Regions from separate parts of the Mus musculus genome. Here regions 1, 2 and 4 are each linked to region 3. The links are chromatin loops, found by intact Hi-C in ENCODE. Cell type or tissue: left cerebral cortex. All regions are shown on one strand.

Region 1 (5,000 bases), 49 kb after region 3:
TGTTTTGGTTTCAATATCACAGCTTTCTCATTTAAGTTCTTTCACCTTTTTTGCCATTAATAAGACAGACCCTTCCTCTGTTGCCAGGCTGACCCTGAATGCTCCCATTTCAGGCTCTCTGGAAGCTGGTTTCAGGCACACCAATTAAGTCTTTTAGTTGAGGGTCTACTATGAAAACATTGTCTCTTTTTACAGAAAAACTCCTAAATGACATCACATCCTTGAACAGAAAGGACACTCTGGTGCCTGTCCAAGGATAGGTGAGCTCCCACTGAGGCCACATGCTACCTCTACCCTTTGCGTGTGCATGTGTGCAAGAATCCAGAGGTCGATGTAGTGTGCGTTCTTTTCGCTCTTGGTCTTACTTCTGAGACAGATGGCGGTAGACCAATGAGTTCCAGGGCTTCTCTGTTCCCCAGCGCTGGGCTACTGATGGATGCTCCACACCTGGCTTTCCGCGTCCGTGCTGGGGATAAGACTCAGCTCCTCGTGTCTACACAGCAGCTTTCGTGGACTGAGCTGGCTCCCACACTCCTAGCTCTCCCTTCTTTGTAGATTCAGAGAACTCCTTTCTGTTGTCTTTACAAGTTAGCAATGAGGGTGATTGATTCTTGGATACAATCTTTCTCCTAAAAACTTTCAGTCTTACTCTATCCAACAATATTGTAGGAAAGTCTAAAAGCATCCTGACTTCCCCCTTCCTAGGTAACCTACACACACACACACACACACACACACACACACACACTTGCTTTAGTTGGGCTGTTTTGGGTCCTTTATCCTGATATGTCTTTCTTACTACTATTTCAGCTAACGCAGAATAAGCCCACTGAATAGACAAAAGCATCTGGTGTTTTTCTTTCAAGTCAAAGACTTTCTCCATTGTACCTCTGATTACTGTTTCCATTTTGTTTTGGTATCTTCTCAGGAACAATACTTATTTAGATCACAGCACTAATTTATGTGCCACATGGCCAGTTTTCTTCCTCACAGATCCTAGTAGAGTTTAAAATTCTGCAAATGCATTTAGTAATCGTATTTTCTTTCTCTTGGCTTATTCATTTCACTTCATAATTCTGTCTCTCATCTCAATAAACTAGTTTTCAACTTGGCCTATGGCCTTTTTCATCTCTGTCGTGTGTGTGTGTGTGTATGTATATGCACACAAGCATGCCCGTGTCATGCGTATGCAGTGGCTATGAGGCCAGAAGAGGGTAGTGGATCCCCTGGAGTCATGGGAAGAGGGTGCTAGGAACCTTGCAAGAGCAGTAAGCACTCTCAACTACTGAGCCTTCTCCCTATCCCCACCCCCTTTAACTTTTTTTTTTTTTTTTTTCGGTTTTTCGAGACAAGGTTTCTCTGTGTAGCCCTGGCTGTCCTGGAACTCACTCTGTAGACCAGGCTGGCCTCGAACTCAGAAATCCACCTGCCTCTGCCTCCCGAGTGCTGGGATCCCCTTTAAAATCAACAAAATTACATTTTACCTAAAATTTTCTTCAAGTTTTTATAGTTCATTTTCTCTCATAATCACATTTCAGAATCTGTATCCCCCTTCATTTTATTTTGGCAGCAAGCTGTTGCTATTATTATTGAACAATGGCTTCCAAGCCCGAGCTTCCCCACCCACCCCCAAACAGAGTGGCTGGCCCTGCTTGTAACACCGCCAAGTTTGGCTGGGTTTGTTTTGTTTTACTTTTCTACCTCGCATGTGTGAGCAGGAGGGGCTGTGCACACCTCAACCACAGGAGCACTCCTGGGGTAGTCCAGCTTCACCCCTCAGACATTTTGTCAGAGTCTCCTAGGATAAACCCATCCTGTTGATTCTGGATCCTGATGTCTGTACCTAACTCTGACCTGGTTTCCACTCCAGGTGGCTGGATTGCTGCCCATTGCTCCAGGGGAGAGACTGCAGCGTGGAGGCAGCAGCCTTAGTACGTCTGAGCATATGGAGTGCACATGTGTCCAATGGCCTCCCAGTCCAGCAGCTCCTGATGTTAATTACTGTGCAGGAACAAATCCACCCCTGGCTGTCTGAACTCACTTGGGATCCATCATCCAGGCTTTTTCCTACTTCCCAAATTAGCAGAGCCCATATCACAGTTTACATTGTTTCTCGCAGCACTGAATGCTTAGGAAACAGTAAATGAGTCAGGCCCTGGTATTTCTTCACCCGATCCCACCTATTATGATTCAGCTTTTCACTCTCTTTCCTCTCAGTCACTTCTATCAGAAGCTGCTGATTCAGGAGGCAGGAAGACTGAAGTCAGGGGAACTCCAGCACCTATTCACTCACCCCATGTAAGTTGCCAATGATCATGTTTTAAAGTGTTCTTCCATCTTTTCAATTCTCTTTCTTTTGGCGTCAGCTATTCTTTCTAAAAATATTTTGAATTAAATCTCTCTCATGCTAATGGGTTTTTCCACCCATCTGGATATCCTTGTTGTCTGTACACATTTAAAAGTGAGATACCATTAGCGATGTGGCATCCTTCAGTGTTGTAGGCAAGTGTCTTCCCTCAGTAGATTCCCTCTTAAGGTTTGCATTTTGAGTTGAGAAAGTACATTAACTTTGGGGTTCATAAGCAAAGCCTAGACACTACCTTCCATCATGGTGAAAGGTGAGATAAAGTCTGACAAGCTCAGAAGCCCTCAGAAGGCAAAAATAAAAATAAGCAACTTTATTTGGGTTCTCAGGATATGTCCAGAGAGCCCCAATTCCCCTCTAGACAGAGAACTCAACTTTCATAGAGAAATGTTTGCCTAAGAATAAATATCTATCAACTATGCCCTTACTAAAGAGGAAAAGGTGCAAACGGAGGGAAGAGTCTGGGGAACATTGGGGCACAATGGCTTCCAGATGGCCTTTTGAATCCAGTTTGTGTGTGAAACAATTCCCACACTGGCTGCCCTTGCACAAGCATAGCCCTGCAAGAGGCTGCCAAGAGCCTTTCCTGCTTCTTCTAAACGCCCATTCCCACACTGCGCCCATTCTCACACTGCATGGTGGTGCCACAGATCATCATCCCAACACTCTGGGGGGAGGCAGAAGTATCAATTCAAAGCCCATCTTGGCTACAAAAGAACTCCCTCAAAAAATAACCCTCATTCTGTGTGATGTGTTGGTAGGTTTCCAATGTCTTGTTCCTTCTAACAGCTTAACTCTCCCTCTCTACAAAAGGGTCTGTCCTTGAATTTGTCTCCACTTAAACTATAGCATAACTGCCAATGAAGTCCTATGTATCAGAGGGGTGTAGTGCCATGCACCTTTAATCTCTGGAGGTAGAGGCAGTGGACTCTATGTGAGTCCAAGTTAGGTCTAATCTATAAAACGATACTCTGTTTCAAAGAGCTATTTGATATACATACATATCATGAGATGATTATCATTCAAGCCAATTAAAATGGCCACCTCCAACAGTTACCAAATGTGATAAAAACTAAAACTGATGAATTTCAAGTATATGATACAGTACTAAGCAGTCACCATGCTATACAATAGCTATCCAGAATTTACTTACAATGCAACCATCTCACTACCTGCCCCATCCCCTTTTCCTAGCCTGTCCTGTTGGGAGTTGTTTTTAACTTTGCTATCTGTCAGAACTTCAGAGTGAACAGGGGCTGACGGTCTGGCATCCAATGTCCCTCAGAAATAGATCTCCCACAGCTCTGTTCATTTAGCTCAGCTTCTTGTATCTATGCACTGGCCTTCAGAGTAAACACCTTCCAGACAACCTGCTTCTGCCTCACATGCTACTGCTGCCCATACACACCGAGAGGACACGACCACAGTCCTGCTCCACGTGTAGTGATGCCTACCTAAAACACAACTGCATCTTCTCTTGTGTACTCTCATGTGCACTGGGCTTCCCCATCACTCTTCACTCTTTTTATTGGGGTAGGGAAGGGGCACCCCATGGCCTGTCTGTGGAAGTCAGAGGACAACTTTCGGGAATTGGTTCTCACCTCCTCACTTGCTGAGGTAGGCCCTCACTTGTTTCTGCAGGTCAGCTGGATAGAGAACGTGTGCACAAGTCTCCTGACTCTGCCTCCCATCTCACAGGGCAGTGCTGGGATTAAGGGTGCTTGCTTGCCACTGCGCCAGCTTTCTTCCATAAGTTCCAGAAACTGACCTCAGTTTCTCAGACTTGGGCACCAGGCACGCTTGCCCACCAAGCCATGCATCGGCCCCTTGCCTTACTCTTTGGTACAAACTCTGATGAACCCAGAGCTTGCCTTTTCACTAGACTGGCTGAACAACAAGGACTTTCTCTGCCTGTCTCAAGTCCCCAGGCTTGGAATTACAGGTGCCTATCCAGCTTTAATTTAATTTAACTCATGTTTGTACAACAAGTACTTTCAACAGTTGAGCCATCTCTCTAGCCCTGCACTTCAACATTTGTCAATGTGACAAAAATTCAAGCAAATCTAAAAGCCTTCAGGATAATAGACCAGCCACAAGTTCAAGCACAACACACACCGAGGACACAAGGCGAGCAGACTCCCACCACTCGCAAAGCTCAAACCAATCAGCTCCTCACAGGAGTCGCACGGTGCTGGCTGCTGCGTCTATAACTTGCATGAGCCTGGGACACTGCAACCTGCCACAGCATAAATGAATCTGCCAGGGGAAAGGAGTGGAGCACAAAGGCCCTGTGGTCTACAACCACACTAATATGAAATGGAGTAGATAAGTGGTTGCCAGATGGAGAGACTGTTGGAGGTAAGGACAGACTTGTGAGATGATAAAAATTTTCTAAAACTGGGACAGTGCTGATAGTTCAACGTTTGTAAAAACTGAGACAAGTGTCTCATATAACCCAGGCTGGTCTTGACCTCTCTGTATAACTGAGGGTGACTTTAAACTCCTAACCTTCCTACCTCCACCTCCATATCCCACCCCAACCGCTCCCCACACTGGCATGATAGGTCTGTACCCCCACATCCAGTTTCCATAGCACTAGGGATGGAATATATGAATTCTGTCATGCTACGCAAGC
Region 2 (5,000 bases), 67 kb after region 3:
ACTTCCTTAAAAAACAAAAAAAAACAAAACCCAGAAACTAGCACACAATTTATATTTTCGTACTTTGCTTCTGTAGTTTAGCAAAACATCATGGAGGTGTGTCTGTATCAACTCAGTTGCCTCTTTCCTCAACTCTGTAGCTTCGGAGTCACCATCCCCTATATTAAGAATTTATTCTCCCGAGTCTTATGCTGATAAGACATTCAAGGCAATGAATAATCTTTTGCTTTTATTGCCTCACACAAACACAAATGTATTCCCACATTAAATTCCTAGAACTGCACAGTTGGGTCTGAGGACTTACAGTGTGATTTTAAAAGATAGTGTCCTGCATTTCCCATAGATATCAGGGTCTAAACAGGGTAAACAGCCATCTCTTTAAGGCTCTGAAGTAGAGGGAAATTGGCCTAGGGAATTGGTTACGCATGTGACAGAAAAACAGGAAACAGTAAGACAACGCAGAGACCAGGAGGAGCCACCAGATCTCCCTTCTGTTGGGAGTTTGAAGACAGAAGGCATTTCCAGAGCTCGGAGCTTAGGAAAGCCAGGAGTTAGAAGCAGAGACCCTGTGGCAGGAGCAGGAGCAAGAATAAAGGAGGAGCAGCTGCAGAGACGCGGCCTGGGGCAAGAACCTTACCCGAGAACCTAGGTTCTCCTTCCTTCAGCTTCCAAACTCCCCAGTAGCTCCCACTGGCCAAACCCAGCCGGCAAGACCACTCACAGAATGTCTGGGAAATACACCTGCAGGTCACGGTCCCTCCCCAAGGCAAGAGCAAGAAACAGATCTGAGCCAACAGGACCCAGGCAGGGTACATTAACCCTTCCTGAGAGCTGTGACTAATTTGCAGTGCCGCCGGCAAAGGCTAAAGGCCTTACCAACAGTGTTTTCGAACTTCAGGCTTAGCACTTGACTGATAGGTCAAAGTGGTGCTCTCAACCCAGCTTTGCTTTCCTGGTTATTGAGTTCCCTGAACTTCAGAGCGCCTGAGCACAAACTGCGCCTGCACCCACACAGACGGGAGCTGCAGCGGGTACAAGTCAGACCCATCACCTCATCGGTCCCAGCGGCACATTCAGAAACATGCATCTGGCAACGGTACAAGGCCAAACTAGCCAGTAGAGGCCTAGTTCAAGAACTGTGCTAGATACTCTGGAAGGGAAAACACCTTAACTACACTCTGCACACACTACAAGGAACAATGTGTTCCTGTAATCTTGTACCCCCACTCGTTCCTCCTGGTAACCGCCCTCCAGCCATTCCTGCGCCATCCTTTCCTTATCGCACACGGCAAAGAACAAATAATTCAAGCCTGGACAAAAAGTTCAGTTATAAAAACTACAATTTCTGAAGTCCTTTTTGCCTGATCAACACAGTAACAATAAAGAAAATCTTTCCAATCACTTTTGGTCTATTTGAATAAATTTAGCTTTTTTTTTTTTTTAATCTTCTAAGAAAGCTGAAACAGGGGTCCCAGATGTAGATTAAAGGCTCTCCTATACTCTAATGATATGCCAAATAATGCTATGCTTTGTAACTGCCTGCAACTGCAACAGTTTTATCAAAGGGCCAACAAAAACAAAACAGAACAAAACAAAATCTTTTCTCTAAGCAAAGCAGCTGTTTTGAAAATGGAAATGGGATAACTACAAGAACTCTATGTGAACTTCAAATCTCCACAGATAAAGGGTCACACAGAGGCCACCAAGTTCACACAGTAAGTATACAGTAACTCACATGTTTAAGTTGTGAGAGATTTTCACTGGGTTCGAAGCTCTAAGACTGCCAAAAGCATCCCTAAGTATCTTTCCATAATGTGAGGAGGAAAGATTTTTTTTGATAAGCTAAATCAATAAAAATTAAAAAGCTGTTTCCTATCATATAGCACACTGTCTGGCATTTCAGTAGAAAAAAAAAAATCAATAAATCTCTTCATTGTCAAATGTTCCAGGAAGGTGAATTAAATCACCCTGTATGTTTAGAATATCCACATCTTTCATAAGCTGAGGGTTTTTTTTTTCAAATTTGAAAGCATGTGTTATTATTCAAGAAAAATCCATAATGATAGCAGTCTTTACACTGTTTAGACCAGAATGTACAAAATAACTGCTTATTCTTGGTTACTTTTTAAGATTGTGTGTGTGCACAAGCTTGTTGCTGCTTGCCTAAGGAGGTCAGAAGACAACTGTGGGCGTCAGTTCCCATGTGGCTCCCCAAGAGTCAACTCCAGCTGTCCGCATTACTTGTAATGTCTCCCTGAAGTAATCTTACCTGACAGCCGTTACTGTTTCTCATTTTTAAACTTTTTACCATGGAATACAGTATCATTGAATATAACATCTTTTTTAATTTTAACATCCTCTGGTATATTGATATACCCAGAGATATTGATAGTCCAGAGATAGCTTTAAGCCTTTTTGACACTTTAATATTGACCTTTACTATACTTCTAAATTCTATGAACTGCTGAAACACACTGGTTTCTAAGTTTTCCCCACTGTATCTGCTTTTACCTTCAGCTCAGCCACGTGTTGACTCAACAGACTGTGTAGCACCTGCAGAGCAATCGCCAGCTCAGCTAGCTTCCTAGATCCCAATGTCAAATTGCCACTGTCTTTTTTTCTAAACGACAATGTCAGACTGTGCTATAGGCGAAAGGCAAGGCATCCTCAGGGACCCAGTGCCTCCAGACCGGCAGCCGGTATGTAGGAGGGTTTGCAACTGGGTTCTTTCTTTTCATAAACAAAACACCCACTCGATGCCACTGTGCTACCCCTGGCTTTTACTATGAGAACTGAACTTGGCAAATGCCACGAGGAGTGCCAACTTCCTACAGCCCAGCCACTTCGTCTCTTTCACAGGGAAGAAAAAAAAAAATCTGAGAAGCTCTGGAATTCTAGAAGGCACCTTGATTAACCACTTCACGAGGAAGTCTTCAATACTGCTGATTCTTACAGGCAGCTGCTCCAGCAGCCTGTAATTAAGACTTCTTTTTCCCCCTAAACACTCCCTTATTACATGGGATTCTGATCATTCTGTCAGCAAAAAAGGAAGATCGTTCCTCAAAGTCCAGACAGCTTCAACTTGGGGTGTTTGGGTAAAAAATGACGGGTACATTATTAACCCTTTGCTTACTTCAAGTAAAGTCCCACTCCACAAACGGTGACTCTTGATGTTTTGGGAAACCAAATTCATGAAATGACACAACAGGAATCTGTACTCCGTTGAGTAATTTGCAACCGGCTCATTTGCAGCAGGGTGGAACTCAAAGTCAGGCACATACATACAGCCTGAGCAACACGGAGAACTGATAGCCCACCTCTGGAAGGGTGTCTGTCACAGGCACCTGTCCAGGAGTCTAACAGTCTCGCTGCTGTGGCTCCCGCATCCCACCCTCGGCTTTAAAGGAATCCCACCTGACCCCTTTAATTTCTTAATTATATTTTCCATTTGGTGGTGTTGGGGATCAAACTCAGCGTCCTGGGCATGCTAGACAATGATTCTATCATTTGTGCTATTTGGCCCCCTTTTTATTTTTACACCCGACCCCTTCTCTGTAGCATTTTTTCTTTTCTATTTGATAAAAAAATGCATACTCAGACCTGGACTGGAGCTGCCTGCCCCTCATGTCCTTTAAGCCATTCCCAATGAGTACTTCTGATCTAAAAATCAGAGACGTGGTCATGACTTCCAACCTTCCTCCTCTCCCCCGACCGATCCACCCCACCCTCCGGGCCCTCCGAGTCCTCCAAATTGAAAACTTTCCCCTCCCCATCCAGGAGCTCCCAAGCTCCAGACACCTGAGGAGAGCTGAAAAGGAGAGGGGCCCGTCCGAAACAGCTGGGCTAGGGAGGGCGTGGACGCCCTTGGCAATGAGACGCTGGGAAGGTCGCCCCGCAGAGTGGCCCCATCTCAGAAAGGCGACCTGGAGCTGTGCTGCGGAGACCCCGGCCTCGAACCCGCGACCCGCGACCGCGCTGGGCGACGACCCCGCGGTCTCCGACATGTCCTCTCACCAGGGCAGCGAAGCCCGAGTCCCCGCCTTACCCCGCGCACCTCCCCACGGTCGCCGCCACCCCACCCGACACCCGGCCCCACGTCTCAAGCCTGGGCTCTCAACAGCGCGACCCTCGGCCTCAGGGCCGCCCAGAGAGCCGGCCACACCTCCATCACTCACCGCTGCCGCCCTCACCGCCACCGCCTTCGTCCATTTTGAGGCCACTCCCCGCCAGCCGGCGAGCCCGGAGCCGGCGGGAGCGACTGGGCTGAACGCCGGGACTAAGAGAAGTGGTCGCGGGGAGAACCGGAGAGCTCCTCAGCGAGCGCGGCCCGGGTCGCGGCCGGGCCTCCACGGAGGGCCGGGCGGAGCCTCACTGCTCCGGCGCCATCACGTGACACAAAACCACGCCTCCCCTGTCGGTGTGGGCGGAGCCTAGACGCCGAGCGGTCCCGCCCACCAGACTCCGCCCGGCCTTGCAGTAGCTGCAGTAGCTGCTTAGCTAGGAGACTTGGATCCTGCAGCGCAGCACTCTCCCTCGAACCTCCTGTCTGCCCCTCTAGAGCATCCTGGAGAGGAAGCCGGGTCTATCAGGAGCACGAGGACGCCCTGCTCTACAAAACCTGATGGCTAAGGGCTGCGACTCGCAAATGCATAGAGTAGGGAGTGAGAAACTATCTGAAAAGGAAGGCTGATGATTGGCTCAAGTGGCCCCCACTTAAAGGCAGAAGGAAAGAACTGACTATAAAGTTTTACTGTGACCGCAGCATGCGTGGGCGTCCACACATGACATACACACAGTAATAATTGTGTGGGGATGTAGTTCTGTTGTTAAGAGCACTCGCTGCTCTTGAAGAGAATCAGAGTTTGGTTCTCAGCACCCACAGAACCCTTGTAACTATGACTACAAAAAGGATCCAATACTTCCGGCCTCCAAGGGCACCTGCACTCATATGACGGTTATCTGGCACACTCTTACCTCCACCCACATCAGGCATGCTTGTA
Region 3 (5,000 bases):
ACGGCCATGTCACTAGAGGCTGTGTAGGCACTCGTGAGGCCTTTGGTACATAATCTTCACTTACTGATAAGTCTGATGTGCTAATTTGTTTTAAAAGTTCATTTCTATAGGCATAAGATGCTTGTTTGTAGCTTTTGGCTCATCAATGTCTTCTTTGGGTATTAACTGACCTCCCTGCATGAGTTGTTCTACTTTAGATCAAGTATTTTTAGTAATAAACTAGAAGCAGACCTGCCCTGACTAGGCAATGTTAGGCTTTAAATGCCCCCAACATTGGGAGTGGGCACCTGCTGCCACCGTCTTCCCACCTAGCCCCAGCTAAGCACAGCAGACGGCCCTTCAGGGACTGGTGATCCCCAGTAATCCCAGCCCTTCGAGCAGAGGGAAGAGATAGATCTAAGCATGAAGCCAGGCTAGGCTACATACACAGCAGGTCCTGATCTCAAAAACCAACAAAGACAAACAAACTAAAACCACCAGCAGACAGACCTTTAGCTGAGGTGAGAAAGTCACCTCGAGTGACAGGGGAGAGACCCATGAAAGGGCTGGGATACTTGTGGGCCTACCTGCAGACAGCACACATTCTTTTGAGGGCCAGGAAGGAATGACACTGGTGACAGAGAATGGTTCCAATGGGACACAGACCTGCCTGACTCTCAGTCACCCACTCCTGCTCTGTGTGCTTCTGCTGCACATCTGTCCAGATCATCAAGTTCACCCCTACGCCTCCTAAGTAGGGCTTTGGTCCACTTTAACATTTGGTGCCGTATGATCCCAAATGCCCGGGTGTCCCCATCCCTGTCCTCACTCGGCCCCCAGCAACCTGGGGTCAGTGCCTCTGTCCTTCAGCTCGCAGCTCAGGGGCTTGAGGGCCTCCTCAGCTTACCTCTCACCCAGGTAGTCTCCGATGACGGTCTTGTTCAGGCCCTCTCCTTTGTACAGAAACTGGGCGACATCCTCTGGGGAGCTCTGCAGCAGGTCGTTCTCAATTAGGAACTGAATGCCCTGAGGAACAAGGTGGAATGGAACATGCAGGTCAGGAGGGCCACTCACGATCCATTTTCACAGTTAGAACCCAACAGGTTTAGACACAGTGAAAATGCCAGAGACCTAGGAGGGCACACGGTCTGGTTTCATCCACTCGAGAAGGAGCCACTCTGTTTGTCAGGTATTACCCAAGCAGTTAAAAATCATCTTCACACTTGTAAAGCTAAGGGAAACATCTCGCTCCTGCTGCACAGACTTCGCTGTGGTGAGAGATGCTGTCAGCTGGGCAACCCAATGCCTGCCCCTAAGCACCAATCTCTGGAAACCTTGTATTTCTGTCTTATGTATGTGACTGCTTTGCCTGCATGGATGTCTGTGTACTACATGCATGCCTGGCAACTGCAGAGGCCAGAAGGAGGAGTCAGATCCTCTGAGACCGGAGTTACTGAAGGTCTGAGCTACCATGTGGGTGCTGGTAATTGGCCTCAGTCGTCCGGAAGAGCAGCTGAGCCATCTCTCCAGCAGCCCTTCCCCACCTTTTACAAGATAACTGTAAGTTATTAAACATAAGTAAACTTATGTTTACTTATGTGTGTGAGCCCACACACTGGCCATGATCAGAGGTCAACTTGCCATGGACTGGATCTGTGCATTTACCATGGTGTCCTGGGGATGGAACTCAGAGCTTCAGGCTTGGTGGGGCCTTTGCCTGATGACCTCCTTGTTCACTGCGATTGTGTGTCCCATGTGTGAGTGTCGTGTATGTGCCACAGTGCACAGCCTTCAGAGTCACACCCTGAGGCTGAACTCAGGTTACCAGGCTTGTGTGGCTTCCCATTCTGCCCCAACCCAACCCTTTTCAATGACCTAAGACATAGGCCTGGCCAAGCTGACATAAACGGAGGCCTGGAGGGATGCACGCTTCTACTGCCTTTCCTCTTTCTTTCCACCTTGAAGTCCATGCCATGACAGCACCACGGCGTCCCTCATGTGAGAGAGAGAAAGACTGGGATAAGCATCTTGTGCCTGTCACTTGGAAGACACTTATTGCCACAGCATCCACATGAGAAAATAAATTCCATTGTGTAACCAATTGGAGGGTGTGCGTGTGTTTGTTACCTGAAGCCAAAGACATGTTAACTGGCACACCGCCACTGAGCTTACACCAAGCAAACACATGCCTGCTTGAAGAACCTGCAAAGTGCACTGGCGGTTTTGAGAATGGGTCGTCCCGAGCCTAAATCAGCTGCACTACACCATCTCACGGGACTTCCAGGACCCATAATAGCAAACCTTCACCTTTCACACAACTTGAGAGCTGGTTTATACCAAGCTACCTTATTCCAGGCTGGGGAGAGCACTTGGGAGTCTGCTATCCATGTGCCAAGAGGCGTTTCTACAAACTCAGGGAGGCTTTTCCAGCTGAAACTCCCAGGCCTGCTGTGGCTTCCTCATCCACCCACAGTCCATCTGGCAGCCATATTTAGCATTCCCAAAAACTTCATACAGCAGCAGACAGCCAGTAAGAGAAAAGATAAAGATAGATGATGGAAGACTGCAACCGGGTGGAGAGAACAAAATGAACAAGAGCTCATAGACCTGGGACACAGCAAAAGACAGCGCAAGAGCACACGTGTGTAAATGCATTATGATCGCTGTGTGCGCGGTGCAGGCATGTGCATGTGCACATGTGGCTCATGCATGGAGGCCCTACGCTACTCTCATGTCTTCTTTGTGCTCCATTTTTAATTGTTGAGGCTGGGTCTCCCACTGAACCCAGAGCTACCAATCCTAGTCTATCTACTTAGCTACCTTGACCAGGGCTTTCCTGTCTCTGCCTCTCAAGTGTGGGTCCACTATGCCTACTCGGGTTTTGTGTGGGTTTGGAGGCTCAATCTCTGGTCCTCAAACGTGCACAGCAAACTCCACAGCCACGGAAGCCGCCTCCCCATCCCCAGGCAGGTGTATTTTCATTCTGCTTGCGCAAGGCTTAAAAAAGGAAAACCTAATTTTGGTGATCGTGTGGGATACCTGGGGGAATGGATCGGAGAAACAGTGGCCCCAGAAAGGTGGCCTACAACGTTCTGCAAGTACAGTTTGTTCTGGGCTGAGGGTTTTGTTTCTTAATTCGTCAGGAGGCTTCAGGACTTACATTTAAAATTTGTGGGCCATGCAACGTGCAGTTTAAATCTGACAGTCCTATGTTAACTCTTGTGTGTCTCTGAAGGGTCTATCTGGCCCCTTCTTGCTGCTTTTCTCTGCTTGCTGCCTCCACAAGCAAAGGGCCACTGCCACACCTGCTACCACACAATCTTCTGCCCCACCTCAGGCCCAGAGCATCCCGATGACCATGCCTGACTCTAAAACCATGGGCCCAATCTAATCTTTTTCCTTTAAACTCTGCTCAGTGATGAAATGTCTGATGCAGACTAAGCACAAATGGAGTCAAAAGCCAGATACCAAGCAAGTGGGTGTAAGAAAGTCTCCATCAGAGAGAGATACAGAAAGGAAGCAGAGGCCATGGGAGCAAGCCTGCTGAGTCCAGTCATCAATGTCCATAAAAGAGCAGTTAAGCCAGGTACTACGTAGTGTCACATGCCTGCACCCTCAGCACTTCAGAGGCTAAGGCAGGACGATCTTGAGTTCTAGGCCAGCCTGGACTACACAGTAAAAGGGAATGTGCACAGAAGAGAGAGAAAGCACAGAGGCTGGAGGCTATGTTCACAGCTAAGGCACACCGCTGTCAATCACCTACAGCTAGGATAGAGGCCTGGACAGACTCTCTATTCAAGTTTGAAAGGTATTTTGCTTGGACCTTCAGCTTGGACTCCTTGTCTCCTGTATGAGGATATATTTCTGTGTCTTAAGTTATCTAGTTTGGGGTAATTTGTTACAGAAGGTAAAGAGTACTAGACATTAAAAAAAAAAATCAAATGTCTCATTAGTAAAAAGGTTTTTGTTTTTTTGTTTTGTTTTGTTTTGTTTTTGAGACAGGGTTTTACTGTGAAGCCCTGGTTGGTCTGGAACTCACTTTGTGAACCAGGATGGCCTTGCAGTGAGTGATCTGTGTGCCTCTTCCTCTCTCTTCACTTCAGTCTTCCTCTAAGGGCATCTCACCCGAGAGGTGCTGGTGTGTGAGTCCTTCTGTGTATGTGCTTTGCCTCCATGTGTGTCTGTGCACCACAAACACACAAAGGCCAGAAAGGGCTTCAAGTTCTCTGCAACTGGAGTCATAGTGGATGTGAGTCACCCCGTGAGTGCCAGTCTCCAACCCACACACCTCGGACCACTAAACCGCCTCTCCGTCCCTGCTGGTATTACTTCTAACCTAGGTAATTTAGCCAAGTCAACAGCTTACTCTTCTCATCCCTTAGCTGGGAGATTTTTTTGGGGGCGGGTCTTTCGGAAGGAAGAGTTCATGAAACTCTGAAGCCAGGCCAAACCCGCCATGACCACGCCAAACCCGCCATGATCACACCAAACCCGCCATGACCACACCAAACCCGCCATGACCACACCAAACCCGCCATGACCACACCAAACCCGCCATGACCACACCAAACCCGCCATGACCACACCAAACCCGCCATGATCACACCAAACCCGCCATGACCACACCAAACCCGCCATGACCACACCAAACCCGCCATGATCACACCAAACCCGCCATGACCACACCAAACCCGCCATGACCACACCAAACCCGCCATGATCACACCAAACCCGCCATGATCACACCAAACCCGCCACGACCACACCAAACCCGCCATGATCACACCTTCTTCTGGAAATGTATAAACCTTAGTTTCACCCTGCTTTTCATGGCAGCCCAAAATCTTGACATTTAAACCTGTATGTGCCTCTCAATACCTAGAAAACCTCAGCAGTTTTTATTCCTCTCCTTTCTTATAAAATATACTGAGCGAATTTGGGTCTTCTAAAATACATTTTTTCATAGAACTCTCTTCTTGTTTAGACTTGGGGTTTGTTGGTTTCTTTTTGTCTTTTGTGTG
Region 4 (5,000 bases), 110 kb after region 3:
TCTTTCAGTTCTGGAGATGAAACTCAGTACTTTGTGCATGCTAGTTAAATCCTAGAATACTCATTGGGGCATTTTAGGCAAGTATTGTCATTGAACCATGTCACTGGAGGATTCTAGGCAGGGGCTCTACCACTGAGCCACGCCCCCAGCCCCTCATTGGGGGATTCTAGGCAGGGGCTCTACCACTGAGCCACGCCCCCAGCCCCTCACTGGGGGATTCTAGGCAGGTGCTCTACCACAGAATTATGCCTACAACATGCCCCCCCCCCATTTTTTTTTTTTGCTTGTTTTTGGTTTTGTGTGATACAGAGTCTCAGAGTACAAGCTGACCTTGAGTTTACTATGTTGCTTGAACATCTCTAAGCCAAGAACCTCCTCCCTCAGACTCCTTAGCACTAAGGCTACAGGCATGCACCACCACACCCAGCAAAGCTACTTCTCCCCTCCTCCTTTTTTTTTTTTTTTTTCAAAAGAGGGTTTCTCTGTGTCGTCCTGGCTGTCCTGGAATTCACTGTGTAGACCAGGCTGGACTCAAACTCAGAAATCTGCCTGCCTCTACCTCACAAGTGCTGAGACCAAAGGTGTGCGCCACTACTGCCCCGAGCAAAGCTACCTCTTAAATCAAATAGGAGAAAGGGTGTGGAGTGGCATACAGTTTGGGCTCAGGTGTGCTTCATTTATCATTGATGAAGGTTAACTTTCTGCTTAAAAATAGAAAATTCCGCTCTAGCAGGGAATTCACTCCTCAGAGCGGCTCACAGCGATCCTCCTTTTCTGTTTCTGCTCCTCTCAGAGCAACGAATCTATCGCCTGCATTTCCCACGTTGGCGCTATTTAGCAACTGGCTATTTTTGCTAATCTTTTGGATTAGGCTTTGAACTGCTAGAGAATCACCGCCTTAAAAAGGAAATGTTTCTGCCTTAGAGCTTCTACTCTGGTGGAATAGCAATGATCAGTCCAAAAAAATAAAAAAATAAAAGTGCTGTGCAAGTAGCCAGTGGCTTACCTCAAAATGGGTCCCAGCAAGCAGCTAAAAATAAGCCCTTAAGGAACAGCAAAGCATAGGCCAGGCACGATGGGACCAAAAGACCCTTCTGGAGTTGAGGAATCTCAAGACCCAAAAGCTAACCAGCTCTTAGCTTACTTTGATCTAGTACAAAGACCAAGGCTGATGCAGATATATTGTATATATGAAGCAAAATGTTACCCTGCCCCTTATAAATATGTTCAATTGTAACATACCACTCAAAAGGAAATACAGGCTGGGGAGTGTGACTCAGCAGTACAGTGCCTGCCTAGAATCCCCCAGTGAGGGGCTGGTGGTGTGGCTCAGTGGTAGAGCCCCTGCCTAGAATCCCCCAGTGAGGGGCTGGGGCGTGGCTCAGTGGGTATAGTATAATCTAGGTGCAGTGGTACCTGCCTCTGAACTCAACACTTAGGAGAAAGAGGTGGGGAGATCAAGAGTTCAAGTCAAGCTTCAGCTACAACCATAGCAAATGTCAGGCCACCCTGGGCTACAACAGATCCCTTCTCAGTAACAAAAAGTCCACAACTCAATATCTTGTCACATGTGCATTGAGTTAAGCAAACAGCATTACTGTCACTACCCTCAACTTTTTCATCACCCCCCTCCCCAAAAAATCCCCTGAATCTTACTCATCTTTCCCCCTTAGTCCTCTGAACCTTGCCCCAGTCCCTGGCAACCACTGTCCTATTTGCCGTCTGTGTAGAGCCACTTTGCCTGACATTTCATATGAGCACAATTATGCAATCGGTGACCTTTATGTCTAGCCTCTCTACATGCTTCCAGAATTCATGGGAGTTGTAGCATATATGAATTCCCCATTCTTACTAGGTATCAGGTAGGGGACTTACCCTGCTGACCAACCCACTGATCCATACCCTGAATCCCACTTCTCTCAGTGTGTGTGTGTGTGTGTGTGTGTGTGTGTGTGTGTGTGTGTGTGTCTGTGTGTGTCTGTGTCTTGCACACACACACCTGCTTATGCAGGCCAGAGCTTAGCCTCAGGTGTTGTTCCCATGGCTTTATCTACATTGTTTATGGTCAAGAAGGCTAGGCTGGCTGGCCGCTTAGCCCCAGGGATCCTCCTGTCTGCTTCTCTAGTGCAACACACCTGGCTTTCGCACACGGGTTCTAGGGCCCAAATTTAGGTCCCCAGGTTTGCACAGCAAGTGCTTGAGACTGACTCATCCCAGCTCCCTGTCATTCATTTACACACTTCTTCCCTTTCAGGTTTTGGAGCTCCAACCCCAGGTCTCACATATGCTAGGCAAACTCTCTGTCACTGAACGACATCCTCTGGCCAAAGTAGGTAGCATTTGGGGCTGGGGAGATGGCTCAGCAGTGAAGAGCACTGCCCACTTTTACAGAAGAACTGGGTTCCAGTCCCAGCCCCTACACGGCAGCCCCCAACCATCCTAACTCCTGTTCCAGGTGATCTGATGCCCTCCTCTGGCCTCCACGGGTATCAAGCACGCACATGGGTGCACAGACATACTACAGGCAAAGCATCCAAACACAGAAAACAAGAATACAGACAAAGCACAGCCATTTGTTTCTCGCCACTCTGGAGGCAGAAAGCTCCAAGATCATGGAGCTGATGAGATGGCTCTACAGCTGAGAGCACTTGCTGTCAAAGGACTCAGGTTAGGTTCCCAGTACACACACTGGGCAGCTCACAATGTCCTGTAACTCCAGATCACGGAGTCTTGTGTGTAACTCTCTGAGGAATCACCAAGCTGTTTCCCCAATGCAGCAACAGCCCCCACATTCCCACCAACAGCATCCCAGGGCTCCAATTTCTCTACATCCTCCCCCAAGCTTCCCATGACTCTCGGGTGATAGCCAGTCTAGTACATGCAATCTGCACTTCCCTTGTGGCCAGATGCTGAATGCAGTTTCGCTTGAGTTGGTCGCAGATATGACTCATCTCTTGTTCCCCATTCACGCTGAAAGGACAAGAGTGAGTACGGTAAGTTCTCCCCTCCCTGGATGGCTCCACATTCTTACAAGCTTGAGGATGTCATCCTGACCCTCAAGATTAGAGAAGGGGAAGAGACCAAATCAGCCTGTGTCTAGTACATGGATGTGCCTCGGTCTTCTCACTTAATCTTTGCATTGACTCTGGGAGGATGATAGTACAATATCTGTGTATGTGCACGTGCGCGTGCACACAGGCAGGAGTGTGCAGACATGTGCAAGTGGGGTGTGTGTGTGTTATAGTGAATGGAACACAGGTCTTTGCATATGCTAGGTAGGCTGTCTGAGACTTGAGCCACAACCCCAGTCCCTCACTGGGGGATTCTAGGCAGGAGCTCTACCACTGAGCCATGCCCCCAGCCCTTCACTTGGGGATTTTAGGCAGGGGCTCTACCACTGAGCTACATTCCCAGTATAAGGCCCTCTGTCCTAGCTAGTTTTATGTCTGTTTGACACAAGCTAGAGTCATTTTAGAAGAGGGAACCTCAATTGAGAAAGTGTCCACACTAGACTGGCCTGTGGTACATTTTCTTGATTGATGACTGACATGGCAGGGTCCTGCTCAATGTGGTGACACTATCCCTGGGCTGATGGTCCTGGGTTCTGTAAGAAAACAGGCTGAGAAAGTCATGTAAGTAGCACTCCTTCAGGGCCTCTGCATAAGCTCTTGCCTCCTGGTTGCTGCCCTGTTTGAGTTCCTGCCATGACTTCCTTTAATGGTGGACTGTGATGTACAACTATTGGCTGAAGTAAACCCTCCCCTCCCCAAGTTGTTTTTGGGCCTTGTGTTTTATCCCAGCAGCAGAAACCCTAAGTAAGACAAGCTTCCTTACGTAGCCCAGAGTGCCTTCAAATGTGCAATCCTCCTGTCTAGAGAGATCCTAGTCTTACAGACATGTGCCACTGTACCTGGTGCAGCCTGGACTTGGCAAATAAGGAAAGCATGAACACAGCATTGAAGGAGATGCTGCTGAGAGATCAGCTGAGGCTGACCCTGGGTGTACATGTCTGTCTCCTTTGTGATCTTGCCCCCGGGGATCCCTGCAGTAACAAACATAGGAGCTGACAGTCTTGAGTCTGTGTGACACATTCTCACGAGCTGTTATTTAGATGTTATTAGTCTCCAAAAGCGCATGTATTGGAGAGTTGGCCTCCAGAATAGTGGCAGTGGGAAGTGGCACATGTTTTAAGACTGGGTCTTGTGGGAGGTCCTTGGATCATACAACAGACCCTTCAGGTGTCATTTCCTGTGAGGAACTGAGCATTGAGAGATAGAAGGCCCCACCCATAGACATAGATCCTACAGATCTATAGGGTATTGCCATGGTCAGCTTTGTCACCTTAATACAACCTAGAATCTCCTGGGATGAGTGTTTGTTTGTTTTGATTTTGTTCAAGACAAGGTTTCACTGTGTATCCCTGGCTGTCCTGGAACTCACAGAGACCCATTTGCCTCTGCCTTCTGAGTTTCTCCACCCAGCTGGGATGAGAGTCTTCATGAGGGATTGTCTACCTTGGGTTGACCTGTGAGCATGTCTGTGAAGGACTGTCTTAAGTTAGTTGATGTGGGAAGTCCTAGTCCAGTATAGGCGTCACCATCCCCTAGGCGGGGGGCCTGAGCCATTCTATGAGTGCAGGAATCAAGGTGAGCACACGGAAGCAAACAAGCTTTCATTTTTCACCCTAAATCTTCTCAGTAAAACTCCCACTTAGTAGCTAAAACAATTAGTGCATATTTCTCCATTTGTCATCATAAGTAAGAGGATCATTGTTTATATTAGAACTTGTAATGAGGTCCAGCAAGGTGGCTCAGGCAGTAAAAGTGCTTTCCACCAAGCCCCATGACCTGAGTCGGATGCCCCAGATCCACATGGTAGAAAGGAACTGACTCCAGCAATTGTCCTGTGATTTCCACATGTGCCTCCCACACCCCAACAAATAAATAAGACCAAAGACAACAGAATTTACAATGTATCACTTGAAGCATCAAAGAGAAAAT

What was found. A loop is a pair of places that touch in the nucleus more often than their neighbours do. Peaks named below come from ENCODE experiments on the same cell type or tissue, not always from the same donor. Only the 100,000 strongest peaks of a DNase experiment are listed, where the experiment ranks them.
Region 1: it touches region 3 in a loop (2.5-fold over the local background); 6 of 42 quality-filtered maps call a loop at or near these places.
Region 2: a loop joins it to region 3, with 3 times the contacts of the local background. A loop is called at or near these places in 10 of 42 quality-filtered maps.
Region 4: it touches region 3 in a loop (2.6-fold over the local background); 15 of 42 quality-filtered maps call a loop at or near these places.

The regions. Positions count from the first base shown.
Region 1 is chr5:143,639,601-143,644,600 of GRCm38, reverse strand. The region is part of intron 1 of Cyth3 (cytohesin 3); the gene reads right to left. Among named protein-coding and RNA genes, the nearest start is that of Cyth3, 20 kb to the right of the region's middle. In left cerebral cortex, no CTCF peak of the experiment used is centred here; a DNase peak (open chromatin) is centred at 2,126; H3K27ac peaks cover 640 bases.
Region 2 is chr5:143,621,849-143,626,848 of GRCm38, reverse strand. It overlaps Cyth3 (cytohesin 3), which reads right to left and starts at 4,402. Exons shown (of 13, transcript NM_011182.4): 1 at 4,176-4,402. The coding sequence starts at 4,209. In left cerebral cortex, a CTCF peak has its summit at 2,755; DNase peaks (open chromatin) are centred at 2,776, 3,864 and 4,429; H3K4me3 peaks cover 2,961 bases; H3K27ac peaks cover 4,300 bases.
Region 3 is chr5:143,688,553-143,693,552 of GRCm38, reverse strand. Cyth3 (cytohesin 3) reads right to left here. Exons shown (of 13, transcript NM_011182.4): 5 at 887-1,005. Among named protein-coding and RNA genes, the nearest start is that of Usp42, 41 kb to the left of the region's middle. In left cerebral cortex, no CTCF peak of the experiment used is centred here; DNase peaks (open chromatin) are centred at 2,445 and 2,983; H3K27ac peaks cover 2,506 bases.
Region 4 is chr5:143,577,904-143,582,903 of GRCm38, reverse strand. No RefSeq gene overlaps it. Among named protein-coding and RNA genes, the nearest start is that of Fam220a, 32 kb to the right of the region's middle. In left cerebral cortex, CTCF peaks have their summits at 841 and 2,902; DNase peaks (open chromatin) are centred at 833 and 2,871.